3 separate regions of the Homo sapiens genome follow, and all the other regions are linked to region 3. The links are chromatin loops, found by intact Hi-C in ENCODE. Cell type or tissue: sigmoid colon. All regions are shown on one strand.

Region 1 (8,000 bases), 99 kb before region 3:
GGGTTCCTTTTCTTCCTTCTTTTACAAATGTCTTTGAACATTTTAAGAGGCTTTCACAGGGACTAAGATGTAATGACATTTGTATCTCTTGCTTTCCACGTAAGTTGAAGAAGCCCATGTACCAAATTACAAGGAAATAATGTTGCCACCTATAATAAAAGGACTCTCTTTGCCCAGAAACCAGGGTGCAGAGTTCCCAGTGCTATATCAAAACTGGCATGGTGAGCTGTATTCTTTTTGACAATGTGACCTCGCTCTTCAAAGCAATGGGTCAAATCTAAACTTCACTGTCCCTGCCCTCTGGTGGCTGTTGACTCAAATTACAGGTATAGGAACTAAGTGGGGAGGAAAAACCCTGCAAAACTAGACATGTAAATTCAGATCTCTGAAGTAAGGTAATATCATAGCGTCTAAGAGACTGGCAGGTTTTCTAAGTTCATAAAGACCACAGACACACAAAGAAAGAAGACTGTATCCAACACAAAGGCATGAACTTGGCAGACTGCTGCTTTATTCTCATATCGCAGGGCCTCCTATAGAGACACTTTGCTATCTGAACTTCGCACAACTCTGCAAAGATAAATGAAGCAAAAACGATAGTCAACTCAATGCTCTGAAATTAAGGGGGCAAATTAGGGGACACAGATGATCTGAAATAGTAAACAATCAGATCGCCTGTAAAGACTTCTAATGAAGGAAATTTGCCAAGGGTCTAGAACATAGTAATTGCTTAACAGATGTTACCTATTGTTGCTGTTTAGTTAAACATTCCCTTACATTTGAATAAGATGTACTCAAGATTCTGATAATTTGTCAGATCTTCGGTAATTCTGTTCTGCATGTTTTTACTGGGTCCAGGAACAAAACAACCATAGACTTACAGAATTTCAGATTGGGAAGAAATCTAAGAAAACAAGGCCCGTGGTCCTTATCTGGAGATGGTACTGCCCTCCTCACCTTATTTGACTGGGAGTCATTACTGGTATTTAATGGGTAGGGCCGGATTTGCTAACCATTCTACCGAGCATTCCCACCTCCATGCCCAAATGCCCAGAGCACATCCACTGACATCCACCCCTCCACCCCTGAATGCCAACAGCACTTCCACTGAGAAACATCGATTCTGATTCCAGTTCTAACTTTACAGGTGAGGATACCAAGGCTTGGAGAGCACCAGCTTAGTGCTTTCAGCATACATAGGGTCAATATCCATCTGATGAATGGATAAATGAATACCATTCACTCTGTTTGAGGATGCCCAGCCACTAAGAGACAGTGCTGGGAGCACCCAGTGAACCAGATTCTATGGCCTGTGCTAGCGAAGTTGGCCTGGATACCTAACTCAGGGGAATCAAAGAGCCTCCACAGCTCTCCATTCTCTCCCTCCTTGACTCCTGCTGCCCAAGTCATGTAATGGCAACTACACTGAAGCTTCTCTTTCTCCCCACAAGCCTGGTCTGACTCCCAAGGGCATAGCAAAAAGAGGCAATTGCATATCATTATTTTTTTTAGGAAGAGACATGCTTAAGCCTTCTTCCTTTCCAGCTTCTGCTGGGTTGTAAACAGAGAGAGGAATGAGCACCTAAGCAGAGGGGATGACATCACAAGCAAGCTGAATGCAGGATTTGCTTGAGATCAGCTGCAATGCAGATAATCAGCGAATAATTAAGAGGTGCTTTATTTATTTTTAAAACTCTTTCCCTCTCATGCATGGGAGGGACTGTATCCCGTGTGTGTGTCTCTTTTTCAGTGGTCTTCCCAATATGCTGTCAGCTTAGGGGCCAGGTACGATGTCAACGTGGCAAGCCTCAATTCCAGCCACTCCACCTTTCTTGTGGGCTGCTAAATAGACTCTTTGCTGCCTGGCTTTTTTGCTTGTATCTTCCCAGTTCCTGAAATATTCTCCTGCTTCCCCACCACCCCCATTTGTTGAAATCCTATCATTCAGAATCCAAAGTCTCACTTCTTTCCTAAAGCATCCATCCTGGTTCTCAATGACATGTCTCCCTTTTCTAAACTCCTGTGGCACTCATGTGTACGCTGTGTTTGGCATTTACCATACATTAGCCTGGGCTGTTATTTAACTTTTTGTACATGTCCATCTCCCAACTAGACTGTAAGCTTCACAAGTAGCTTACAGGGCACAAAGTAGAGCATAGAAAATATCCGTTGACTGGAAGGAGCTGAGTACCGTTCATTATGTCTACACAGTGGTGATGCCCACGTTTCCTAGGTGGTCACTGTCCCTTGTGATACTTGCCATGGAAATTGTTCAAAGGGCGCATCTCACAACAAGCCCTAACCATTCAGACCAACTAATATTTCTGAACTTCAATCCTCTTAGTAACATATTCTGCTTAGATGCTGCCTCTCTTAGAGTTTCAGTGCTCTAATCAGGCAGCCTCTTGTCTGACCATTTCTCTGTTCCCATTTGAGTTTATTATTATGCCTCTCTTCTCAAGCCTCTTCATTTTCTGTTTCTTTCTTTCCTGTTTCTTTACAGAGCAATTCTTTCCAATTCCTCTGTAATTTGCATTGTAAGCCCTTTGCCTTTCTCCCTAGGTGGGCTGATTACAAGGCATCCACCGCCTAAGAAGTCTAAGGTTAGTGGTCCATTTCTTGCATGATATGCTGAGAGGTGTGGGCCCACTGGCCCTGGGGAGGAGCAGACTGGCATCTGGATGTGTCCACCTGGGCAGGGGAGTGGTTATGGCAGCTCTTGGTGTGGTGCAGCTTCTCAGGGCAAAGCCCAACCATTCTCAGCTCAAAGGTGGTGGTTCAGAGCTGCTCCGAATCACAGGTGTGATTTCAAACCCAGGGAGGTGGCATTCACTGTCTGAGATGGAAAGGTCACTCGTTCAATCGTGCTTGAATGACACCCAGCAAGAGGAATGCATGGAACTCTCACAAGAGCAGCCAAGGTCCCCACGATTCCATGGCTGGGCATCGTAATAAAACACAGGAATAGAAAGTTCTACCCTCAGGACTCTGAACAATGGAGTTTCAGCTCTCAACTGCTTTCTCACTGACTCTCAGGTAACAGCTTAGTTGAGGCCAATTAATTATTCTCTCACTCATCCAGCCTTTTAACATGCGGAGGCAAACCAGAGATGAGATGGCGTGTGCCAACTGTCCCTTTCTGGGATTCCTGGGGCTTTGGTTTACAAATCAGCTTTGGAAAGTCTAAATTTAGACTTACCTCCCCATCTGCTCAGATCCTCCCGAACCTCATGCTTTCGACTTTCCACAGGAACTATCTCCCCAGCAAGGTGCTGACATTTCACAGACACTGCTTTCTTCCCCTCTCCTGAACACTCTGAAACTTACAGGAAGCCCTTCTCCCGAGGAGCCGCTATTTCCAGCTGAGCATGCTATGCACTGCACAGTTCTAGGTGGCACCATTCACATCGCAGTCAGTCTGACTCCAAGGCTCATGATCCTAATGAGTCACTGTGGTCTATGTGAATGGAGTCCTCTAGACCAGGCATTGGCAAACTTTTTCTATAACGAGCCAGATAACAAATATTTCCATGTTTGTAGGACATACAGCCTCTGTTGAAACCACTCAACACAACTTAATTCTGCCTTTATAGCACAAAAGCAGCCACAGACAATATACCTGAACAAATGAGCATGGCTGCATTTCAGTAAAACTTTATTTACAAAAATAGGTGCTGGGCCAGATTAGGCTTGTGGGCTGTAGTTCGTGGACCTCTGCTCTAGACTCCGTGGGAACATCCTCTAGCTCATTCACAAGCAGGTCCTGAAGTGTGTTGGGACCCGGCCCTTTTCTGGCTCCTCCTGCACTGCACTGTCTCCTTCCTCTTGGACTCAGTCTTCCTGTTGCCCCTCAAGGCGACACTATCCCAGGCCTGGCCTCCTAGGGAGCTACCTAGGAGGTGAGGCTTGGTTCAGCTCATATGCAAATTTGATGCCCTCAGGGCCCAGCTCTCCAAAAGCTACCTAATCTGGCCTAAAGTCCCTTCTAGTTCTGCAATTCTGTGGTATGGCTGATGTGCCTTGCTCCGCAACCCCACTTGCATCTTAACAGAAGCCTGCTGGAGAGATGGTAAAGAGGACATGATGAAGATGGTGGAACTGCATGTCCTGAGGGTTTACCAGAGGCCAACGGCTTCACCTGATTATTTCAGTTGGGTCTTACAACACCCCTGTGAGGTTGATATCGTCCTCCATGGAGCTCCAAGAGGGAAGTGATTTTCCCAGAGTCACCCTCTGGCAGGTGAAGAATCTGGGATGTCAACTCAGGTTGGTCCAAGTCCAACACTCACGCTCTAATCGCCATAGTATGATCTCAGCCCCAGCGAGTGACTCTTACCACAAACCATCTAGGCTCAGTGTGAGTTTTCAGGCCCAGTGAGGGAAAAATGTGGGGTAGGCACACCTTGTGGTATGTCTCAAATTAAAGCAAGAGGCAGCCACCTTTTCAGCCTTTGTTCAACCCAGTATGGAGGCCACAGTAAGCCCATTCTATGGAAAGAGAAACCAAGAAATAGAATGTTGAAATAATATTAAAAGTGGAGTAAAAAACCCTTGATTTTAAACAACCACACCCCCACCTTCCATCATGTTCTTGACCTTTAACTGTGAACCTCAGCCATGCTAGAGCCTGTGGCACAGGGACTGGGCATCCTTGGGACGAGCTGGCTGACTTGCAGGCATCCTGACTAGCACGGCCTGTAGCTGACACTGACTGTGGCCACCTACCCAGGAAACGTTCCTGCTTCCTCCTCACGAACAAACCAGGTCTGGTTCGGCCATCAGGCAGCTGAGCCTACCCAGGAATGACTCCCAGTGGGTCTAAACCAGGGTTTCTCAGCCTCAGCACTGTCAACATCTTGAGCCAAGTGATCCTTAGCAGTGGGACTATCCTGTGCACGGCTGAATGTTCAGCAGCATCCCTTGCCTCGGCCTCCTAGATGCCAGTCACACCCCCAAGCTGTGACATCTGAAAGTGTCTCCAAACACTGACAACTGTCACCTGTCGGGGAGGCACAAAATCACCTCTGGTTGAAAATCACTGGTCTCAATCAGCAGTTTTCAACAGGGTTGGTGTTGGCATTTGAGCTGGGTGCCTCGGACTCAAGGTCAAGCTGTTGGCCAGGGCTGCAGTCATCTCAAGGCTCAAATAGGGAGGAAGATCGGCTTCCAAGCTCACTCAGGTGATTACACAATGACTCCGGCCTCAGCTTCTGCAGTTCTCTCTGTTTTATGGGATTGTACCATATACTATTGCTGGAAGTTTAACAACTCTGATCCCAACCCACTAAATGCCAATAGCGCTCCCTGGTCCCTGGGTCAGACTCACATTTCCCGGAGTCCCAGGAGGTGATGTCATCTCCCAAACCCATCCCTGTTGAGGACCATGAATCTAAACCAACTGTGGTAATACAATTCCCTCTTGGCAGTGATTGCTTTAGGGGTGGTCATATGATCCTGTTCTGGTCAACAAGCCTAAGGGAAAGCCTGCTGGGGAGTCCTAAGGGAAAAGGTTTCCTTCCCAAGCAAGAAGAAATCCTACTTCCTGTTTGTGGATGCGGTTGTAGAGGAAGTGGTGTTGGTGCTGCAGCAGCTGTCTTGAGGCCACGTGGGGAGGTGGCAGAGGAGTGTGGGACCTTGCTGGCATCGCTGAGGAGCTGAGCCACGCCTGCAACTACCCACCTCCAGCTTTCTTGCCAAGAGAGACTGTTAAGCCCTACTGCTGTTTAAGACATTTTTGCTTTGGACTTTTACATTTTTTTTTACTTGAGGCTGAGATGATCTGACAGTAACTTGCTCAGCACACGGTTGGTCTAAATGGAAAGTGAGAAGAGGTAGGACACATGGCTTCTGACCTCAAGAAGCTTATATTCATATTGGGGGAGTGGAACTACAACAATAATTATGGAAACAATGCAGGAACATTCAGGGGCCAACTGTGTGATTCCTACTATAAGCGTAGCAGGAAGCAGGGTGAGTCCCATCAGTCAGAGAGGCTCTTGGAGGATGTGGAAGGCAGCTTCCCAGATGCCCCAGTGATCCTGGTTTTCAGGCCTTGTGTCATCCCCTCCCCTTAAGTGGGTGCTGGACTCACTGACTCATTTCTAAAGAATAGAATTTGGCAAAAAGAATGGGATGCCACTTCTGAGATCATGTTATAAAGAGCCTGTAGCTTCCATCTGAGGTAATCACTCTCTCCTGTTCGCTTTTGGGGAAGCTGCTGCTCCTTCTTGAGGCAGCCCTATGGGGGGATCCCTGTGAGTTCTCAGAAATGGACCTGCTGGCCACCGTGTGAGTGAGCTTGGAAGCAACCCTTCCCTGAGTTGAGCCCTGAGTGGACTACAGCCCCGCCAACAGCTTGATGGACATCCCAGGACACCTCGAGTCAGAGGCACCAACTAAACCATGCCCAGATTCTTGACTCTCAGGAGCTGCGTGGTAATAAATGTTGTTTTTAAGCCAATAAATGTTGGGACATTTGTTATACAGCGATAGCTAACTAATGGAGAGGAAGGACTTGGAGATCTGCAGTTCTTGACTTTCTAAAATAGAGAAGAGGCCTTGAAAAGCCCTCCTTGAGTCTGGGGTCCTGGGTCTCACCTGGCATGGATCTCATTAGATTCCAGAGTCAGATAGAATTCTGGGGAGGAGGGGAACCTTACCTGTCTGTTTTCACTGATGTAACCCAGGGTCCAGGGCAGTGTCTGGCATATAGAGAGGGATTCAATAAATAAATATCAGTGGACACAGGAATGGCTCCATGTTTGCAGTAAGATTTTGGTTATGACACAGTACAACCCACATGGAAAGATAAATTTAAAAAGCATCCCTGAGGCCCAGAAAAGAAAGTTTTTTAAATCCCTCCAGAGTGAGTAGGGGCTAAAAGCAGGGGTTCAAGGGAGGAGGCCACACAGGCCCCCAAAAGCATAATGACCAGAGGTGTTTCCTCACCGAGTTAAGAACTGCTGTGTAACTGCTGATCTTTACCATTGAGACTCAGCCGGGTCTCACTCTCAGCGGCGGCAGGGGGACCCCCAGGAATTAGGAGAAACAACTCTCCCTGGCTTTCCGGCTTTTGAAATTAAGCGCTGCTCCCTCCACCCCAGAGGAGTGCAGGCTGCAGTGGTTCGTGTGGAGTGACCTGTGCATGCTCAGGAACTCATTTTCCTTTGCAGAAACCCTGATATATGGGCAGATGGCTGCTCCTAATGGTGCCGCCCATGATGCCAACCTTGGGCTACAGTCCCTATGCCTGTTCCTCTCTCATGCCCAGCACCACTCCCAGCCCAGGACCTGGGATGACCCTTCACAAACACCAGCCAGCAGGACACCAACCGACCCGAGCCAAAAGCCCAGCTTAGTCTAAAATAAATACATCTCAAGCAGAGGAACCACTGACAGGCTCTGCTGCCCATGATGGGCCTCAGGTGAGCCTTCTCCCCCTGGGACGTGTGAGCCTGTGGTGACTGCAAACATCTTAAGGTCCCTGGGAGGCAGTGATGCCACCCACCCTGGGTTGTGTTTCCCTCAATACGGTTTTCTAAAGAACACGCCTGTGGGGACACTGCTGAGAAAGAAACAGGAGGGGACCCTGTTATCTTCACCTCCCTGAGGTGGGGTGGTTAGAGGAAAGAATTGAGGGAGGGAAGAGAAGTTTGCAGAAGGAACATCAGATGCTGGGTGGGGAGTTCCCTCCTCCCCAAAGAGCAAACTCCAGGAGCGTTCAGGCTTTGCTCTGTTTTCCTTTTGAAAATTACGTAACCAGCCAGGGAGAACAAAGCCTTCCCATGCCTCTCAGCGATACTAAAATAGCACGGAGAGAAATTCCGGCTGCCTCGTCGGAACTCCAGCACCACATCAGCAAAGCTGGGGAAGGGGAGCATCTGGGTCCCTGCGTGGGAAGTCTGGGAGCCGGTGGCCACGGGCATAGCACCAGCTGCACAAAGGCCCCTGCCCAGGCTGAAGGCTGAGTCCAGCTTCTGGTCCACAAGTGTGCCAGGGGG
Region 2 (8,000 bases), 230 kb before region 3:
ATGTAAAAATATCTTATTAATCATGTTTTATATTGATTATATTTTGAAATGACAGTATTTTACATATATCAGGTTAAATAAAATATATTCAAAGTTAATTTCATCTGTTTCTTTTTAGTGTTTCTTAATGTAGCATCTAGAAAATTTTAAATTATGTTTGTGGCTTGCATTATATTCCTTTTCACACAGTGCTGCCCTAGTGTATGTTTGAAAAGCCAGGCAAGCTACTCCAGAGGCTGAGGCACAAGAATCTTTCGAACCCGGGATGTGGAGGTTGCAGTGAGCAGACATCGTGCCACTGCACTCCAGCCTGGGTGACCGAGGGAGACTCCACCTCAAAATAAATAAATAAATAAATAAATAAATAAATAGCCAGGCAGCTGGGGAGAGATTTTGAGCAGGGATCCTGAGAAAGCACATTTTTTTTACGATGCTTACTGGCTCCCTCCAAGAATAAGGGTGGCTTTGATGGGGGGTTTGGTGGGCGTGAGCTACTGCAGTAGTCTCCTGTCCTGTAACGTGAGGTGTGGGGTGAGCAAGGAGGGAGGAGGTAAAAGAGAAAGCTAAGTCATTGGCAGAGGCCGAAATTCCTGCCCCTGGATGGGACAGTCACAGCCCTGACGCATGGTGGGCCTCATCAACTGGGGGCGGGGGCTGGTAGTGCAAGAAAATGCCTGAAAGCTCAACTAATCTGTCCCTCTGCCCCTGGGAAAATATCAGCTAAGTCATTTTGGCACCTGTGGGGATAGAACCAGGCTGGGGCACTGTGCCCCTGCCACCAGCTCTGTGACCTTGTGCAGGGTGCTCTTCTTCCCTGGGCTTCATTTTGCTGATCTTAAATTGAGGGAGATGAATCTGTTCAAAGACCCCACCCCTCCGACTGTGCATGCATCATTGTGTCACCTCTCACAAAGTTGAACACTTAACCTCCAGGCTGAGGGGACCCATCACCCTAGTTTGCCCAGGACTGAGGGTTTTCCTGGGTCACAGGACTTTCAGTAATAAACTGGGACAGTCCTGGGCAAACTGGGACAAGGCCAGTGGCAGAGCTGGGACTAGAAACCAAGGAGTTACCGAATGGTGTGTGTGGGAACGGGGCGGTGGGGGGACTGAACAGGAGGGGACTGGTGGGGGAGCTGAAGAACGGAACGCTCCTCTTTCTTCTTCCCGCAGCCGCCCGTGGAGCAGCAGCTGTTTCTAGAATGACTGATGGGTGCAGGAATGGGGAGAGAATATATAGGTGAGGGTTTTTGGCAATGCACTTACGTGCCTCTCCTAGCCCTCAGCTGCTGTATGGAGCCCACTAGGCCTATATGGTCGAGGGTAAGGTCCTTAATGGATCTGCTTCTGCCCACTCATTCAGTGTGAGGTTACCAGAAACAGGCTGTCCCTTCCTGTACCTCCCTCTCTAAGTAGAATCATTCTAGAACCAAGACTATCACAGGCGAGTGTGAAAATAGTCATTATTACTACTTTTATTTTTATTTTATTTTGTTTTTTTGAGATGAAATCTTGTTCTGTCACCCAGGCAGGAGTGCAGTGGCCTGATCTCGGCTCACTGCAACCTCCGCCTCCTGGGTTCAAGTGGATCTCCTGTCTCAGACTCCTGAGTAGCTGGGATTACAGGCGCCTGCCACCACGCCCAGCTAATTTTTGTATTTTTAGTAAAGACCAGGTTTCATAATGTTGGCCAGGCTGGTCTGGAGCTCCCGACCTTCAGTGATCCACTCATCTCGGCCTCCCAAAATGCTGGGATTATAGGCGTGAGGCACCGCATCGGGCCTATTACTATTTTTAAAATTAGGAACTTCTTCTCTTTTGATTAGCAATTATTTTTTATTCTGTTTCCTCAGTACTTGGTGGGGACAGCGCCCCATGTGCATCAATCACTGCAGCTGAGTAAAAGGCTGCACTTACAGTTCCTAGCATCGAAAGCCAGAGCTTTATCCAGGACACGGCTTCCTAGGGGCTTCTCTGCAGTGCAGGCCAGGCTGGTTGCTTAGGAATCCCTCAGAGTGGTGGTTAAAACTGCACATTCCTGAAAATTCTGAATGAGTAGGTCAGAGGTGGGACAAGGGAGTCTATAAGGGTGAGCTTTGAAAAGCTCCTGGTGAGTTTGGTGCACAGCCTGCTTTGGGAGTGAGCAGTGGTTCACAGTCCAGGCTGCACCTTAGAATCACCTAAAAAGCCAATGCCCAAGCTGCCCCACAGACCTATAAAATCAGACTTTTGGCCAGGCACAGTGGTTCACGCCTGTAATCCCAGCACTTTGGGAGGCCGAGGCAGGCAGATTGCCTGAGCTCAGGAGTTTACGACCAGCCTGGGCAACACGGTGAAACCCCATCTCTACTAAAATATAAAAAATTAGCTGGGTGTGGCGGCGTGTTCCTGTAGTCCCAGCTACTCAGGAGGCTGAGGCAGGAGAATTGCTTGAACCCGGGAGGTGGAGGTTGCAGTGAGCCGAGATTGCGCCACTGTACTCCAGCCTAGGCAGCCTAGGTGACAGAGCGAGACTCCATCTCAAAAAAAAAAAAAAAAAAAATCAGACTTTCTAGAGGTAAGATCTGGGTATCAATATTTTTAGAAAAGCTCCCCAAGAGCTTTAAAAATCTATCAAAGTGTATTGATGAAGACATTATGCTAAAAGCAATAAAACAGAAACTAAAGGACAAATACTGTATGATGCCACTTAAACGAGATTCCTAGAGTAGTCAAATTCATAAAGATGGAAAATAGAATGGTGGTTTCCAGGACTGGGGGGAGGGTGGATGGGGAGTTATTGTTTAATAGGTACAGAGTTTCACTTTGGGAAGATGAAACAGTTCTGGAGATGGGTGGTGTTGATATTTACACAGCAATGTGAGTGTGCTTGTGTTAGTTTGTTCTCATGCTGCTATAAAGAAATACCTGACTAGGTAATTTATAAAGAAAAGAGGTTTAACTGGCTCACAGTTCCACAGGCTCTACAGGAAGCATGACTGGGAAGGCCTCAGGAAACTTCCTATCATGGCAGAAAGCGATGGGGAATCAGGCACATCTTACAAGGCTAGGGCAGGAGGAAAAGAGAGTCAGGTGTGGGGGGATGCGCTACACACTTTTAAACAACCAGATCTCATAATAACTCACTCACTATCACAAGAACAGCACTAAAGAAGAAATCTGCCCCCATGATTCAATCACCTCCCACCAGACCCCACCTCCAACATTGGGGATTACTCAAGATTTGCGCGGGGACACACACCCAAACCATATCAGTCCTCAATGCCACTGAACTGTACACTTAAAAACAGTTAAAATGGTAAATTTTATGTATGTATATTTTACCACAATCAAAAAGGGGGTGTTGACTAAAGTGTGCCTTTGTCTTCCTAGTCCCTTAGTTCTCCCCAGAAAAATCATATTACCCAGTTTCACATTACCTAGTTTCTTCATTATCCTTCCAGACATATTCTATGCACTTATAAGCACATTGGAATATAGGTATTTTTTTTCACATCGATGTGGAAACATTACACGTTTACATGATGCTTTTTTTTTTTTTTTGATGGAGTCTCACTGTCACCCAGGCTGAAGTGTAATGGCACGATCTCAGCTCACTGCAACCTCTGCCTCCCAGGTTCAAGTGATTCTCCTGCTTCAGCCTCCCAGGTAGGTGTGCACCACCATGCCCAGCTAATTTTTGTATTTTTAGTGGAGACAAGGTTTCACCATGTTGGCCAGGCTGGTCTTGAACTCCTGACCTCAAGTGATCCACTGCCTCTACCTCCCAAAGTGCTGGGATTACAGGTGTGAGCCACCACGCCTGGTCTACATGCTGCCTTTTTAATTTTTAAAAACTTATTTATATTATTAATTAATTTGAGACAGAATCTCGTTCTGTTACCCAGGCTGGAGTTCAGTGGTTTGATCATGGCTCTCTATAGCCTCCACCTCCTGGGCTCAAGCCACTCTCCCGCCTCAGCCTCCTGAGTAACTGAGAAAGAATTTGTAGAGGGGTGAGTGGGGAGTGGAGGGCCAGCTGCCTTCACAGCCCCGGTACCTTGGCTGCCAAACATCTCCAGCCCTGGGTTCTGCACTCACAGCAGTGGTGGCCACCTCAGTCAGAGGGGGGGACACCAAAGCTGCTCAGTGACCAGAGGAGGGCGACAACATCCCTGCTTTTCACCCTCTAAGAGCCATTCTTTCAACAGACAGGTTTAGACTCTCCAGACCACACTTGGAATTCTCACACCAAGGAAGGCTTTGTTCTGTTGCAGGGGAAGGAGAGGGAACCACTCTTCATAGCAAAGGCTTGCAATTTCTTTTCATTCATATCTCCAGCCTTTAAATGGGTATTTGTTGAAGCCTTTTGATGTGCTTTGTGCTAATCGCCTAAGGATTACACTGCCTTGTCCTATGGGAGCAGTAGCCTCTGCCCTCCTGTATCTCTGGCCACAGGTATCTTTCTACTGCTGAGGTGCCCCAGCCCAGTCCACTCACCTTGGCTTGGGCTGCTCCAAGGGAAGCACTTCTCCTTGCTTTCCTGGGCTGGCTAATTTCCCCTCACTGTTTCAGAATCCATGCCATGCCCCTTCTGTGTGTGTGTGTGTGTGTGTGTGTGTGTGTGTGTGTGTGTGTTTGGAGGAGGGGTGTGTACAATTCACATAATATAACATTAATCATGTAACCATTTAAAAGCGTACAATTCAGGCTAGGATGAAATGTACACTGATTATGGGCTCATACCTGTAATCCCAGCACTTTGGGAGGCCGAGGCTGGCGGATCACTTGAGGTCAGGAGTTTGAGACCAGCCTGGTCAACATGGTGAAACCTCATCCCTACTGAAAATACAAAAATTAGCCAGGCATGGTGGCGCACACCTGTGATCTCAGCTACATGAACTGCTTGAACCTGGGAGGCAGAGGTTGCAAGCGAGCTGAGATCATGCCACTGCACTCCAGCCTGGGCAAAAGAGCAAGACTGTCTAAAAAAAAAAAGTGTACAATTCAATGACATTAGTACATTCATAATTTTGTGCAGCCTTTACTACTATGTAGTTCTGGAACATTTTTATTACTTCCAAAGGAAATTCTGTACCCTTTATTCAGTCACTCCCCTTTTCCCCTTCCCCCTAGTCCCTAGCAATCACTAATCTGCTTTCTGTCTCTATGGGTTCACCTGTCCTGGACATTTCTTATAAATGGAGTCATACAATATATGGCCTTCTTTGTGTCTGACTTCTTTTGCTGAACATGTTTTTAAGGTTCATCCACACTGTAGCATGCATCAGTACCTCATTCCTTTTTATGCTGGACAATATTTCTGTGCATGGATTTACCACATTTTGTTTCTCCATCCACCTGTTGATGAACACTAGTTAGATCGTTTTCACCTTTGGCTGCTGTGATAAAGCTGCTATGAACATCAGTATACATGTATCTGTTTGAGTCCCTGCTTTCAAGTCTTTTGGGTGTATATCTAGGAGTAGAATTGCCAGGTCATATCGTAAGTCGATGTTGAACCACCAAACTGTTTTCCACAGTGGTTCACCATTTTTCATTCCTGCCAGCAATGTACAAGGGTTCCAACTTCTCCACGTCCTCACAAACACGTATGTTCCATTAAAAAAATTATGTCCATTCTAGTCAGTGTGAGGCGGTATTTAATTATGATTTTGATTTGCATTTTCCTAATGACTAATGATATTGAGCATCCTTTTATGTGCTTGTTGGCTGTTTGTATATCTTCTTTAGAAAAATATCTATTCAAGTCCTTTTCTCATTTAAACTATTGGGTTGTCTTTTTGTTATTGAATTGTAAGAGTGCCTTATACATTCCCAATACTAGACTTTTATCAGATATACGATTTTTAAATATTTTCTCCCATTCTGTGGTCTGTCTTTTCACTTTCATTATAGTATCTTTTGATGCAACAAAATTTTTCATTTTTGTTTTTGTGAGACAAAATCTGGCTTTATCACCCAGGCTAGAGTGCAATGGCATGATCTCGGCTGTCTGCAACCTCCGCCTCCCGGGCTCAAGCCATCCTCCCGCCTCAGTCTCCCAAGTAGCTAGGACTGTAGGCATACACCACCATGCCTGGCTAATTTTTGGATTTTTTTTTGTTTTTTTTGTAGAGATGAGGTCTAATAAAAGCCAACTAGATCTTTCAAACTCAATTGGTGGAAATTTGGTTCTTTGATAATCTGAACTTTATTAAGAAAATAAATTTCTCACTGTTTCTTACTTTTTTGTTGTTGTTGTTGAGACCGTCTTGCTCTGTCGCCCAGGCTGGAGAGCAGTGGCGCGATCTCGGCTCACTGCAACCTCTGCCTCCCAGGTTCAAGCGATTCTCCTGCCTCAGCCTCCTGAGTAGCTGGGGTTACAGGCACGCGCCACCACACTTAGCTAATTTTTGTATTTTTAGTAGAGATGGGGTTTCACCATGTTGGTCTGGCTGGTCTCGAATTCCTGACCTCATGATCCGCCAGCCTTAGCCTCCAAAAGTGCTGGGATTACAGTTGTGAGCCACCATGCCCAGCCTGTTTCTTACTTTTAATTGGTCTTTGTTTGCCTCTCAATTCTTAAGCCTCCTCTCCCCCAGTAACATTTCCCCCACCCCATGACAGCCACCCACTTTCATTGGTATTTCCTTTACCTTATCACCAATAACTCCACTTTCCATAATCATAGTTTCAGAAACCCCAGGCTCCAACCACCACCTCATATGTCATCAGGGAATTGCAAATTAAAAAAATAAGGTATCACTACACACCTATTAGGATGGCTGAAATCCAAAACACTGACAACACCAAATGCTGGTGAAGATGTGGAGCCACAGGAACTCTTCTTCACTGTTGGTGACAATGCGAAATAGTGCAGCTACTTTGGAGGACAATTTAGCAGTTTCTTATATAGCTAACATAGTTTTACCATATGACCCAGCAATCACACACCTAGGTATTTACCCAAATGAGTTGACAACTTAGGCCTACACAAAAACCTTAACACAAATATTTATGGCAGCTTTATTCATAATTGCCAAAATTTAGAAACAACCAAAATATCCCTAATATATATGAATGGATAAACAAACTACAGTACACCATGCAATGAAATATTATTTAGTAATTTAAAAATGAGCTGTGATGCCATGAAAAGATATGGAGGAATCTTAAATGCATATTGCTAAGTGGAAGAAGCCAATCTGAACCCACATACTATATTATTATGGAAAAGTCAAAACTATGGAGACAGGAAGATCAGTGGTTGCCGGGGGCTAGCAAAGACAGAAAAAGAGGTAAACTTGTAGAGTACAAAGAATTTTTAGGGCAGTGAAGCTGTTCTGTATGTTACAGTAATGACGGATAGATGACATTATACATTTGTCAAAACCACAGAACTCTACAAACAAGTGTGAACCCTAATGTAAACTGTGGAGTTTAACTAATAATAGTGTATCAATATTAGTTCATCAACTGTAACGGATGTATCACACCAATGCAAGATATTAATAATAGGGGAACTGTAAGGGGAAAGAAGGAAGTGAATGGGAATTCTCTGTATTTTTTGCTCAATTCTTCTGTAAACATAAAACTCTTTAAAAAAAATTTAAACCTCTTCAGCCAAAAAAAAAAAAAAAGAGAGAGAGAAAGTACTTTTTCTGTGCCATTGTTCCCTTTTGCTGTCTTTGAATGTTGTTTACTTGAAACTATAATGTTGAGAACTGCTGTATCTATCCCATCTTGCAACTATGAAGGCACAAAGTGGAGAACAAAATCCAGCACCTTGAGGTGAGCAGAATTAAACAAAACAAAACAACAGTAAAATTGTTTTTAAAGACGTTGAAGGTTTGGATTAACTGTCCCTGAAACTGTCCTATCTCCAGACTTCTTTTTGTAAGAAAATAGATTTCTCAGCAAGCATGGTGGCTCATACCTGTAATCCCAACACTTTGAGAGGCCGAGGCGGATGGATCACCTGAGGTCAGGAGTTTGAGACCAGCCTGACAAATATGGTG
Region 3 (8,000 bases):
ACCTCAATTGGTTCTGGGTGATGCCCCCCACCTGACACCTAGCCTAGTCCTTGACACAGTAAAATGTTCCAGCAGCACTCGTGTGTTGAGTGAATGGAAACTATTCCAGAGGAAGATCTATCAAATACCTAAAGTACTCTAAATTCGGTTTGTTTTCCTTGACACCTTTGCCAACGCTATTTCCCTCAATTTGGGAGGAAAGTCTTTGTTAGTTGTCTTTGCCCATCTGAATCCTATTTCATCTTGCAAAGCCCGTTTGTTTTCTCTGTAAATTCCGGATAGTTTTTCCCCCTTTTCTTATGAGCACATTCATCTAATACTTACCATATTTTCTATGTATCTTTCATAACGGGCTTACTTACAGAAAAGATTTCAGAGAGGCTTTCAAGTTCACAACAAAAATCCTGTAATATAGTTTTTTATAAAGAATTTAAAAGAGAGGTCTCAGAAATAATTTAGGGAGAAAAAAATCATTGTACCAAGAAGCTGGGATAAAGCCATTACCAGGAATTTCTAGAGGCCAAGGCAAAAAGATAAACATACAAGGCACGTAGAGAGTTCTCAATGTCTGATAAGAGAAAAACCACAGTTCCATGTGGTGAGAATATTTTTTATGTCAAATTCCAGGAGGAATTTGCTCCTGGCTTTTCATATATGCTGCCCAAGTTGTCATTTTACATGTTTATCTCATGAACCAGAGTTCTTTAAGACAAAGACTACGTCTTAGACTACATTTCCCTGATAAATGCCTATATTGCATTGTAAATACTCAAATATTTGCTAATGGATATGATTTTCTCGCCAATCTGGATATTCCAGTGCATCTCAAGATCCTAAGATTATCAGAGTAACAGATTCATCAAATCTCTTAGCAGGAAAACTATTTAATTCCAGTCCTAGGGCCCCAGCCATGGGCAATGATGGGACTTAGACTCTCTCACCCCAACATCACTGGTATCAGTTTGGAGTGAGGGGCTGGAAGGTTCAGCTGGCCCTGTCTTCATGCTTCCCTCTCCCTTCCCCTATTGGTTCCTTCCTTGTTTAGGAGGTGTCTTTTTTTTTTTTTTTTTTATTGGCCAAAATGCAGAATGAAGTTTATTTGAGAAAATCTTGTTTAGTTAGAAACAAGAGGGTGATATAGCCAGGGTTTGTAAGAGGCAGACTTTTAACCTGCAGCAAAAGTGAAACAACGAATTTGAGTCAACTTGCAACCAACCCAACAGGAGATTCACGCATCTGGAGTAATTGAGTTAAAGCAGATTAGGTTCTGGATTAATACAAATCACTAATTTCTATTTGTTTGCTTTTTTTTAGTAATTGAAAAATACATGCAATTAATTTCTGACATGAAGAAAAATTACAATTAATCCCTCACTGCTCAAAAGCAGAATTCTAGGAGTTAGGTCAGTTGTCTAGAACTTCTGGATCAGATGATCCAAGGTTGCTTTGTTATTTAGTTTAAAGCACTGAGTATTCCCACAATAGCTGTTTAAGCACGGTATGACAGTAGCATTAAAAGGGAGGTGTCTTTTTGTCTGTCTCCAGCATGGATTCTCTGTCCCTTTGAGCATTAGGGCTTTGCCTTATTGCCCTTTGATTCCCTGTGATAACTCCATGGTGCTTTATGCAAAGAGGCTGACTTTTCTAATGCAAGGAAACTGAATTGGAAAGAGGTTCCAGAGCAAGCCTTTTTACTATTCAGCCCTGCTCCTGTCTGACAAACCCTCAAGCATAGAAGTGTACCCTCAAGTGTAGAAGACTAGCCCTTCATACACCACACAAGCGGTTTGGAAAGGTTAAAACGCAGGTCACTAAAGGAGTTGAAGACTCGAGGTTCAGAAGATATTATATTTTCTCTCCCTTGTTTCTATCCGTACCCCAAAAGTACACTGGGCAACCCTTCAGCAAAAAAGCCTTTAGTATTTAGTAGGTGCTCAGTAAATACATATTACAATAAGGTCATAGCATAGCTATCTTGAACATAGTAGGTACTCAATAAATATCTGTTACATTGAGAACGTCATGACGCTTCACCTTCGCACGGGGTAGGTGCTCAATACATATCCATTCAATTGAAAAGTCTGCAGTATACCTGCTTTTCACATAGTAGGTGCTCAATAAGTATATTTTACATTAAGGTTATTTAAGATAGCTGCCTTGCACACAGTAACCTCCCAGTAAATGGCTACTGAGCAGTTGTGGACACTCCTCAACCCAGGCAGGGGTGACATTAATCAACCCCCAGGCACAGATCCATGAATGGAAATGCACGTCTCGAGGTAGTGCTTTCGAGAGTGCTGGAGAGGCGCGTGACAGTACGCGGCCGCTGCGCTCTGTCGGGACGCTGCTGACCCACTGCTGGCTCCAGGGTATCGATTAGCGATCGGAATCCATTCCCCACCCAGGGGCGGGAAACAGCCGCCGCCTCCAATGGTCATTTCGGGGACGCACCTGGAACTCCCGCCACAGCCCCCTCCCGGGGCATCCGCCCACCCCGGCTTCACCTACGATTCCGTAGAGTAGCTGGCAGAACAAAAGCAAAAGCCGGCCTGACTTCCGATTGCTTTCCTGATAGAGAGCAACCCGGGAGGAGGCTCAGGGAGCCGGCCCGGGACCCAGCTGGGATGTCAAACCCGAGCCGCTGCCCTCTCCGGCAGGCTGGGGCTCTGGGTCGCCCAGCGGCGAAAGCGGCGGGGTCCCCCCACTCCCCCTCTCCCAGGGGCTACCTACCGCCAGTGTAGGCGCCTCTGTCGGGTGGCGAGGGGAGAGGACGCTGTATTAACCCTTCAACGAGAAAGGGAGAGGCTGGAGGGGAGGATAATCGGGACTGCGATCCGAATCTGAACTCGCAGTGTGAACTGCCCCTCGGCGACCCCAAGCGCTCCGGACTGTCCCCGGGGGTGGGGTCCCCTAGCGGCGCCCGGCCCCTGCGTCCTCCTCCCCTAAACACAACGCGAGGAGCCCAGCGGCAACCTCCCATCCCAAACGGGTCCAGGACAGCACCGGCGCGCGGTCTGCAGGCGAGGAGCTCACCCAGGGCAGCCGGGCGGGTCCCGCGGGAGACCCCCGCCGCTCGGAAACTCGCTAGTTTGGCAGTGGCTTGGCCTGGGGGGCTTATTGTTAGGGTAAGGTGGGGAGGCAGTGCGGGCGGGGAAGTCTCATCTCTTCCCCGCTTCTCCGGAGCCCGCCGAACTCCGAGAGGCGCAGGCGGCGGGAGGAGAAAGCCAGCGGAGGGGAGCCACTTACCGAGGCAGAGCCCGAGAGCGTGGCGGCCCGGGCGCGAGCCGCCCTTTGTCTGCGGCCGCGGCGCCGGCGCGCTCGGCCAGGCCGGTCCCAGCCACGGCGCACGGCGAGCTCCCGCGGTCGCCCCGACAGCCCGGCTCGCTGCTCCAGCTCGGGCTCCGGCTCCCGCCCCGGCCCCGGCCCCAGCCTGCGCCGCCGCCGCCTCGGCTCCGCCCAGAGCCGGGCCCCGCCCCCGCCCACTGGGCCCCCACCTGCTGCGGCGGTGGCGCTGGGGAGCCGGGCCCTGGGCGCCCGGGGGCGGCAGTCTCCCGCGCGCCCTGCTCTGCCCTCCCGCAGCCTCCAGGCCGCTCAGCCGCGCGGTCCTGGGGCCTTCCCGGACCCAGTCCCGCGGAGACGAGCTCACCTGGGGAGCCGAGCCCCGTCCCGGGTAGCCTGGCCTTCCCGGGGCACACGCGGTAGAGCTCCAGTCACTCAGAAGCCCTTCCTCACGCCCGCCGTGGGTGGGGGATCCTCGGGCTCCGTCCGGGAGGGAGGGGGCGCCGAGAAGGCGGGAAGCGGGGATCTGCCTGAGCCCGGTCGCCGCCCCGCCAGCCCCGCGCGGCTGCAGCCGCCGGGGGCCCGGTGGGAGGGTGGGTGGGGAGAAGGAGCCGGCGGGGACCGGTGGGCTCTGGAACCGGGGAGACCCGCGCGCGCGGGAAGGGGCACTGGGCCGAGGGTCGAGGGGGCGCGGAGCCCAAGTGCACCGGTCCCCAGCCGGCCTGGGATTCCGAGCGGGCCGCCTGGGCTGTGAATCTGTGCTCATTGGCATGACCGGAATAAAACTAACAAAAGAGAACCAACACTTTGGGATCCAGAGGAAAGGGACAGAAGAAGCCACTGGACCCTAACACTGGTAATAACTGGTGCTTCTGTGGTGCCTTCAGCGAGCCCAGAGCTGTGGGCACCGATGAGGGTCGTCACTGAACGCGGTGCGTCCCGTTGGAATGGTTGAGGCGCTGCTTTTCTAGGCATAGAAAAGTCTGATAACCTAAATATTGCATAATGAGGTCACTGGTGGCTTTAGCTGCCCATGAGCCTTCTCCTCTCCCAACTCCCAAAGCCTTCCGAGTGAGACCTGCGTTTTGGCACTTTCATAGGGTCTGCTGTGTACTGCAGTTATTCCCGCTTCGTCCCCCACCTCTACCCCCAGACCCTAATACAATTCCAGACGCTTAATAATTGTTGCAAGAATTCGCTGTCGAATTTTAGCGTGGGCAAAACATAAAAATGAAGGATTGTGGGATCATATTGGAAAATGCACTAAGGGTTTGCACAGTGATGGTGGTATGAAGGGTAATGAGTGTTGGCTGCCATTAGTACATAGTTGCGCTGCGACTCCTATGTGTGCAGGTAGTAGGTTTAGGATGATATGCTAAGTTAGAGACTGCAGTTATCAGGACCTTCATTAACCTCAGAGAATAGTTAGGGATAAGGAAGGAGTGTGTAACAAGCGAGTGTGTGTATATCTGTGGTAAGACATTCCAATGTGTCTTCCCCAAAGAGAACATTTTAACATTTTGCTTCCTTGATTTTCATTACAAGTAGTATCAATTCAGCAAGTAGGCATAAATATGAAATGTTTTGTGTTGATTTATTCATTTTTATAACATCTCTTCTATGAAGGAAGAATAAGAGGCCCCAAGGCTGCTCATTTAATCCAAAAGAAACAGAAGGGCAAATGTCCCGCCACTTTAAGCCCACTAACTGCAAAGTGAGGATCTGGCGAGTCCGAATGAAGAGACTGACCCCCATCAACACCTGGAAAGCTCAGAGTCCCCCTCCAGCGTGTTTTTGTTTTTTTTTTTTAATCTGTTTATCTTAGGTCTGGAAGCTGCTCTTGAGAGCAATGTGCTTGTCCACGTGAGATAATTTATCTCTTCCATTTGGCAACTGGGAAAATGTAATTTTCTCTGTGTGATGAGCATGAGTGAGTGGTTCATACATAGTGAATGGCCATCCTCCAAATCGCGGGACAAGAGACTGTGAAATATGCATGTTTAATATCAGTGCCCATTACCGTACGATGGCAGGGGAATGAACAGGAAGCGAGTATCTGTCTGGGGCTCTCCACTGTCAGGTAAAGTGGTGTTCTGTTCTCCTTGCTGCTATCAGGAAACAAGTTATTTCTTATTTTTACTCCATAGGGAAGACTTCTAAAGAAACAGCTGGCTGAAGTCGGTGTCAGTCACTAGAAAATAACTGCACAGAATTCTGGAGTTGGGAAGTTCACCAGGTCATTCTGTTTGAAGACTTTTTTTCTGGGAGGAAAAAAAAATGAGCCAGCATTTCCTTACTGCCTGTGACTAGACACCAGAAGCTGTAACTCGGTAGCTAGGCCAGGGGTGCCCACATCTACAGTAGCCCTGGAGGATATGGGGGCAAGGGGTGCTGCACAGAGCAAAAAAGTGCCCTGTCTGCCTTGCTTAGGGTATTTCGGTATACTTTTCAAAAATATTGTGCTGGCTAAATTTGTCTCCCATGGCACCTGTTTTTGACTCAGATCTAGGTAGAGGAGGGAAGCAACTTAGGTGATTAAACAGATTCCTGACCCCACCCTTTCTGTTCCCAGGAGGAGTTGGCATCGGGGCCAATGACTTTGCATGTGGCCTCTCTTCCGGGGGTAAGCACTGGCCATGTTTGAGGAACCCACTATACCATGGCTTCTAGATGAGGGGATACCCTGAGCAGCCAGGTGCCCTTCTTCCTCTTGGGTTGCTTCTTTCTTGGGAGAGGACTGACGTTTTTTCTCCTTGTCTCTATTTATCTACCTCTTTCTCTCTCTTTCTGTTCCTCCCTCCCTCTCCCTCTCCCTCTCCCTTTCCTTTCCTCCCTCTCTTTTCTCATAGGTCCAGCCTGTCCAGCTATGAAGTTGAGACCAGCCTGGGCTGTTCTCATAGAGTGGGATCTAGGGCCTAGGAATTTGAAATCACACTTTCTTCATTCTTTCTTCTGGAAACGGCTTTCCTCATCACAAGAGAGATGAGATCCAAGATGTAGGATCAACTTGATTGAAGGAAGTGATAAGCTGTGTAAGTTGCTTGGTTCTAGCTATAGACGAGTGATTCCACACTTGCACGCTTATGAGAATCACCTAGGAAAGCTATACGTCTGTGGAGAAAAAGAAACAATAGGCGACTACAGTGGCCCACTTACCAGCATCTGTCCCTGTCTCTCATAGTCTGCCTTCCCTCCTTGTCTTAATATGTTTGTGCTGTTATAACAGAATACCTAAGACTGGGTAATTTATAATGAACGGAAATGTATTTCCCTCAGTTCTGGAGGCTGGGAATCCAAGATCAAGGCAATGGCAGGATTGGTCTCTGGTGAGGGTCAGGTATCTGCTTCCAAGATGGCGCTTCATGGCTGCATCCTCTGGAGGGGAGGAATGCTGTGTCCTCATATGGCATAAGGCAGAAGGGCAAGAGGGCTGAATACTGCATGAGGCCTCTTTCTGCCTGGGCCCAGTGGCTCACACCTGTAATCCTAGCACTTTGGGAGGCCGAGGTGGGCAGATTGCCTGAGCTCAGCAGTTCAAGACCAGCCTAGGCGACATGGGCAACATGTCTCTACTAAAATATAAAAAATTAGCCAGGCGTGGTGGCGCACATCTATAGTCCCAGTTACTCAGGAGGCTGAGGCAGGAGAATCGTTTGAGCCTGGGAGGCGGAGGTTGCAGTGAGCTGAGATCCCACCACTGTACTCCAGCCTGGGCAACAGAGCAAGATTCTGTCTCAAGAAAAAAAAAAAAAAGTCACCCTCCACTTGTGTACAAGATCTCGCTCCTCTCACTTTTGTAAGCACATCTCTCTATAACATGCCTCTCTCTGTTTGATCACCAGTTTTACCTTAATGCTGGGTCCTAAGCAGTAACTTTCAAATATAGTTTAATGTCTCCCATCTTTAAAAAACAAAACAAAACAAAAATACTCTTTTGACCCCATTCTCCTCCAGCTGCTGCCTCAACTCTCTTCTCCCCTTTACAACATCTCCTGGCAAAACAGAACTTGCCTCCTCTCCCGGTCTCTACCTCCTCTCCCCGCATCCTCTGTCTAACCCATTCCAATCATCACTCCATGCTCTGGTCAAGGTCATCACAGACCTCTATGTTTTTAAATCTAATGATCAGTTCTCAGGCTTTATCTTACTTGACCTATCCATCATTTGATGTAGTCAATCACTCCTTTCTCCTGAAATAGTTATTTTTTCGTGTGACTCCCAGGACGCTTCTGGATTTCATCCAACCTTACTGGTCCTTCAAGGAACAATAAATGCTAACTACTAAAAACAACACAGCAAACAGCACACAAAGTGGAGCTGTACTAAAGCCACCAAATTCAGGAATACAACAGAGATGCCTCCTATCACCACTATTATTAATATTGTTTTAGAGACTAAAATAAAGCAGTAAGACATGAAAATGAAATAGTAGATACAAATATGGAAAAGGAAGAAAGAAATTGTTTCATTGTAAATGCTGTAATTGCACAACTAAAAACCTTCAGACTCTAGTTCTTTTAGAAGAACTATTAGAACTAATAGGAGAATGTAGTGGTGTTGCTAAAAATAGTAAAAAGAATAAATAAACCCAAAATCTGGTGTTTAAAAAGAACAATGAAATAGGTAAACTCCTCAGAAGCCTGGTTAAGGAAAAGAGAAAGAAAAAATTAATATTATCAATAAAAAGGTGATATAAGCATAGATTCAGAAGATATTCTAAA

What was found. Peaks named below come from ENCODE experiments on the same cell type or tissue, not always from the same donor. Only the 100,000 strongest peaks of a DNase experiment are listed, where the experiment ranks them.
Region 1: a loop joins it to region 3, with 6 times the contacts of the local background. A loop is called at or near these places in 17 of 110 quality-filtered maps.
Region 2: it touches region 3 in a loop (5-fold over the local background); 7 of 110 quality-filtered maps call a loop at or near these places.

What each region holds. Positions count from the first base shown.
Region 1 is chr18:50,654,660-50,662,659 of GRCh38, reverse strand. All of the region lies in intron 1 of MAPK4 (mitogen-activated protein kinase 4), which reads right to left. Among named protein-coding and RNA genes, the nearest start is that of MAPK4, 99 kb to the right of the region's middle. In sigmoid colon, no CTCF peak of the experiment used is centred here; DNase peaks (open chromatin) are centred at 3,379, 7,369 and 7,919; H3K4me3 peaks cover 686 bases.
Region 2 is chr18:50,781,081-50,789,080 of GRCh38, reverse strand. No RefSeq gene overlaps it. Among named protein-coding and RNA genes, the nearest start is that of MRO, 35 kb to the left of the region's middle. In sigmoid colon, a CTCF peak has its summit at 4,125 (motif pointing right); a DNase peak (open chromatin) is centred at 4,130.
Region 3 is chr18:50,555,490-50,563,489 of GRCh38, reverse strand. MAPK4 (mitogen-activated protein kinase 4) reads right to left here and starts at 3,403. Exons shown (of 6, transcript NM_002747.4): 1 at 3,247-3,403. In sigmoid colon, no CTCF peak of the experiment used is centred here; DNase peaks (open chromatin) are centred at 2,341, 2,869 and 3,179; H3K4me3 peaks cover 2,300 bases.